2 separate regions of the Homo sapiens genome follow, and region 2 is linked to region 1. Evidence: chromatin loops called from intact Hi-C (ENCODE). Cell type or tissue: natural killer cell. All regions are shown on one strand.

Evidence for each region. Hi-C counts contacts between places; a loop is a spot of excess contacts. Peaks named below come from ENCODE experiments on the same cell type or tissue, not always from the same donor. Only the 100,000 strongest peaks of a DNase experiment are listed, where the experiment ranks them.
Region 2: a loop joins it to region 1, with 12 times the contacts of the local background. A loop is called at or near these places in 2 of 110 quality-filtered maps.

What each region holds. Positions count from the first base shown.
Region 1 is chr22:24,524,453-24,526,952 of GRCh38, reverse strand. UPB1 (beta-ureidopropionase 1) reads right to left here. Exons shown (of 10, transcript NM_016327.3): 10 at 1-1,242. The coding sequence ends at 1,159. Among named protein-coding and RNA genes, the nearest start is that of GUCD1, 29 kb to the left of the region's middle. RefSeq lists an enhancer at 1,035-1,214. In natural killer cell, CTCF peaks have their summits at 1,101 and 1,304 (motif pointing right); a DNase peak (open chromatin) is centred at 1,342.
Region 2 is chr22:23,955,411-23,957,910 of GRCh38, reverse strand. GSTT2B (glutathione S-transferase theta 2B) reads left to right here. Exons shown (of 5, transcript NM_001080843.4): 5 at 1-497. The coding sequence ends at 188. Among named protein-coding and RNA genes, the nearest start is that of GSTT2B, 4.5 kb to the left of the region's middle. RefSeq lists enhancers at 812-1,419, 1,420-2,027, 2,028-2,500. In natural killer cell, a CTCF peak has its summit at 1,130 (motif pointing right); a DNase peak (open chromatin) is centred at 1,160.

The sequences.
Region 1 (2,500 bases):
TATAAAAGGATTTAGTGCAACAAATTACCTTCTATGATGATGGAATCTGGTCAGGCAAGTCTGATATCCACAGGACAAGCCATCAGAAAGGGCAGGCTGGAACTCTGGGCACAAACTGATGGCTGATGGCTAGTCTCGCACATAAATAACTATTGCTGCACCATGCCATGGACTACCAACTACCCTCTTTACCCTGACTCTATGGAAATAGAGTCATTGATGCCTTTAAGTTCAATCAAACTAGGGAAGAATTCTAAAAAAATCCAGAACCAATGCAGAAAACTCATCTTTAAGATTCTATTTTTCTAGAACCACTTTTGGCACCAAAATCTGTATCAGTCAGATTCAACTAGAGAAGCAGAACCAGTAGGGGATATATTGAGATTTATTGCAAGGAATTGACTTCAGTGATTGTAGGAGCTGGCTAGTCATGTCTAAACTCTGTGAGGCAGGCTATCAGAAGGGCAGACTGTCAGGAACTCTCGCCAAGCACTGGGCTGCTGTCCTCAGGCAGAATTTCTTCCTCAGGGAAACCCTTAGCTCTGTTCTTTAGGCCTTCTGACTAATCAGGTCAGGCTGACCCAGATTATCTGAGATAATCTCACTTACTTAGTCAATTGGGAATGGACTTCTGTCACATCTACAAAATACCTTCACAGAAATACCTAGATTAGTGTCTGATTGAATTACTGGTGACTGTGGCCTAGCTAAGCTGACACATCCAAAGACCATCCGACCCACCACAGCCTTGCTGTAGGCTCAGGGTCTCTGGATCAGCCCTCACCCTCTTCCCACTGGTGTACGGGATGGACAGCATCATCTGCCTAACCTCAAATCCACCTGCACAAGCAGTACCTGGGCATTTTTTTTTTTAGTTGAGGTAAAATTTACATAACAAACATTCTGAAGTATACAAATTCAGTGGCATTTAGTACATTCACCTCTACCTAGTCCCCAAACATTTCCAATACCCCAGAAGTAAGCAGCCCCTTACCCATTAAGAAGTCACTCCCCATGCCACTCTCCCCCTGCCTGGGAATTTTAAAACCAACCTGGACAATGTTATTGGGGAGAACCTGGACATGTTAAGCCTGCCACACTTGCTAATCCACTGGGGCAGAGGTGTCTTCCTCACCCCAAGGCAGGCACTGAAGCCGGCTACTCTTTCACGATGGTGGGGCTGTAGTTGGACTTGACAGCTTCGGCGAGCTCCCGTGCGTACATCTCATACCTGCCCGTCATCTGAAAGCAAAACACAGATGTACTTTAGAGGTTCTGGTTTTATAAATCCCCATCACTTACACGCCACCACCTCTTGCCACTGGAGGGCAGTCATGGGGCAGGAACGCATCAGGAAGGCTCGTTGACAGTGACCTCTTGGCACTGATTCTAGTACTGTGGCAAAGTTCACAGATGCTACAATGACTCATACAGCCCAGCATTGGCTGCTGTGACCCCTTCGACCTGTCTATCCAGAAAGTGTGGTCTGCTGAGGCAGGATGGAGAAGGGGAGTCCCGTGGTCCTGTTGCTCCCCAGAAGAGCATCCTACAGCCCAGAGAGGAGTGACCTGCTCCAGGTCACTAGCCAGTTGTAGAAAAGGCTGGGATTTGAACCAGGGGCTCCTGGATGGGCCTGGAGTTCTGTCTACTCCATGTGGCATCTCATCGTGGATACAGAGGCTGGTGGAGTTGGAAAGCCCACCCACAGTGCTCACACCCAGCACACCCTCCCTCCCTCCCTCCTTTCCCAAGGTGGATTACTCCCAAAAGCCTTGACAGGAGCTCAGGCCCATTACCAAAGTTGGGAAGGCTTCTGCTTCTAAGAAGTGTCTAATGAGAAAACATTTGGTTTACTGCTCCTGGGATACTTATTAAAAAGAGTTGGCCAGCATTCTTGGCTCCCTTCTGATTTGGGTGGAATCCTACATTCATCCTAGTTGCCCAGGAAGAGGAGAGAGAGGTCAGGAGACTCTCTCATGCCCAATACCTTGTTTGTCTGACAAGGATCCGAGACTGAGGAACCCATGCTCAGAAAACAGGATCAAGGCCAAAAGCCCATGTCTGGGTGGATTAGAGGCCCTGGTGGTCTTTTAGTCACACCGGGCAAAGTCAGTTATAACAATGGACATTTGCATATACAATTTGCTTATAAAAGGTTGCTGAGGCAGGGCACAGTGGCTTATGTCTATAATCCTGGTATTTTGGGAGCCCGAGGTGCGAGGATTGCTTGAAGCCAGGAGTTCAAGACCAGCCTGGGCAACATAGTGAGACTCGGTCTCTATAAAAAATTTTAAAAATTAGCTGGGTGTGGTGGTGGTGCACGCCTATAGTCCCAGTTACTCGGGAGGCTGAGGTGGGAGGATGGCTTGAGCCCAGGAGGTCAAGGCTGCCATGATCTATGGCTGTGCCATTGGTCCAGCCTAGATGACAGAGCCAAGACCTTGTCTCCATGCCCCCTACTCCACCAAAAAAGAAAAAGGGGTGCTGAGTTGGTGGAAAT
Region 2 (2,500 bases), 570 kb after region 1:
TGTTTGAGGGACGGCCACGACTGGCAGCATGGCGTGGACGAGTGGAGGCTTTCCTGGGTGCTGAGCTATGCCAGGAGGCCCACAGCATCATCTTGAGCATCCTGGAACAGGCGGCCAAGAAAACCCTCCCAACACCCTCACCAGAGGCCTATCAGGCTATGCTGCTTCGAATCGCCAGGATCCCCTGAAGGGTCTGGGATGGGGGCCAGGAGATTAGCAACAAGGATTCATTCTGTTACTTACTTGCCCCTTTTTATCTTTCCCTCTTGCCCCAGTCCCTTCTCTCCAGCTTCATGTGAAGCTCTGCACAGACAAGACACTCAGTGTCCTTGGCAGTGCTGCTACTCCTCAGGTGCAGCATACATAACCAGTAAGAGACTAAATCTGCAATATATAAAGAGCTCCTACAAATCAGTAACATGAAGAACACTCAAAAATTGGCAAATGTCATCAGTGTTTTAAACAGAATAAAGATTCCAAACACTTTGAATAGAGAACCAAGAGTTATTGGTTTTACTACATTGTTGTGTTATACATATGGAGTAAAAGTATGTGCTAGTAATCCTCATCATGGTTAATAACAAAGTAACCTCACAATAACGAGTCAACATAATTGTATCACCAGGGCAACAAAATGTTAAGTAAGTAACCAATTCGAATTGCAAACTGTTAAAGGATATAGGCGATGTTTCACAGGGCATAGCAACGGTCTTTGAAGTCTAGGAAACTTAAAAGATTTCTTTTAACAAGCATTCATGTCTTCTAGGACAGTTTTGTAATAACTGCAAATAGTAAGATTATACATTGTCACACAGACCTCCATGTATATCCATGGGATGGACCCCACCACAATGATTTTAACGGAGAGAACTTGATATAAAGAATTGGTAACCAGGCATTAGAGAACTCCGAAGACAGAGAGAATCCAGATTAACACGGAGGTAAACACTGCAAGAAGCTACCACCCCTAGGGCTGGGGGATCAAGGGAGGAATTAGGAAGACCAAGATGCTGGAGGGGCCCTGAAGAATTCAAACCTCCAAGAAAGGTGTTGCTCATCCCCCCTAGTATCACCTTCCAAGAAGGGCAGGTTTCCCCAGTTTGCCCTGAGGTCTTCACAGGAGGTCATGTGGCTGTGGATGCAGTTCTCAAATGTGACAGTAGATGTCACTGCCGACCAATAAACAGGATGTTCCAGACACACTCTGGGCTACCTGCCCACATGTCTTGTGGCCTTACGGCCCCCCATTTCCCAAGCCTGCCCTGTGCCCATCATGTGCCACTCTATCGGGGGACCTGCCCCAATAATCACGTAGGTTCTTTCCTATTTTTCCTAACCGTCAGCCGGCTTGAGAAATAAAGGGAGAGAGTACAAAAGAGAGAAATTGTAAAGCTGGGCATCCGGGGGAGACGTCACACGTTGGTAGGATCCGTGATGCCCCACAAGCCACAAAAACCAGCAAGTTTTTATTAGGGATTTTCAAAAGGGGAGGGAGTGTGCGAACAGGTGTGAGTGACAGACATCAAGTACTTAAGAGGGTAATAGAATATCACAAGGCAAGTGGAGGCAGGGCAAGATCACAGGACCACAGGACCGAGGCAAAATTAAAATTGCTAATGAAGTTTCGGGCACCATTGTCATTGATAACATCTTATCAGGAGACAGGGTTTTGAGACCAACCGGTCTCACCAAAATTTATTAGGTGGGAATTTCCTCTTCCTAATAAGCCTGGGAGTGCTATGGGAGACTGGAGTATATTTCATCTCTGCAGTCTCGACCATAAGAGACAGGCCACGCCCAGGGGTGCTGTTTATAAGCTGATACCTCCTGGTGCGTATTCTCTTTCTCAGGGACGTTCCATGCTGAGAAAAAGAATTCAGCGATATTTCTCCTATTTGCTTTTGAAAGAAGAGAAATGTGGCTCTGTTCCGCCTGGCTCACCAGCAGTCAGAGTTTAAGGTTATCTCTCTTATTCCCTGAACAATTGCTGTTATCCTGTTCTTTTTTCAAGGTGCCCACATTTCATATTGCTCAAACACACATCCTGTACAATGTGTGCAGTTAATGCAATTATTACAGGGTCCTGAGGCCATATACATCCTCCTTGGTTGACAGGATTAAGAGATTAAAGTAAAGACAGGCATAGGAAATCACAACGGTATTGATTGGGGAAGTGATAAGTGTCCATGAAATCTTTACAATTTATGTTTAGAGATTGCAGTAAAGACAGGTATAAGAAATTATAAAAGTATTAATTTGGGGAACTAATAAATGTCCATAAAATCTTCACAATCCACGTTTTTCTGTCATGGCTTCAGCCGGTCCCTCTGTTTGGGGTCCCTGACTTCCCGCAACACCACTCCTAGCCGGAAGTATTCCAAGTAACCATTGCAACTGTCCTGCCTTAAGGGTGCCTGGTGGTGGCTTCTGTCTTAGGTCCCATTCTGGCTCTCTCTTCCAGTGATTTCTCATATTTTGAGGGACACTCTGGCCTGCTTTC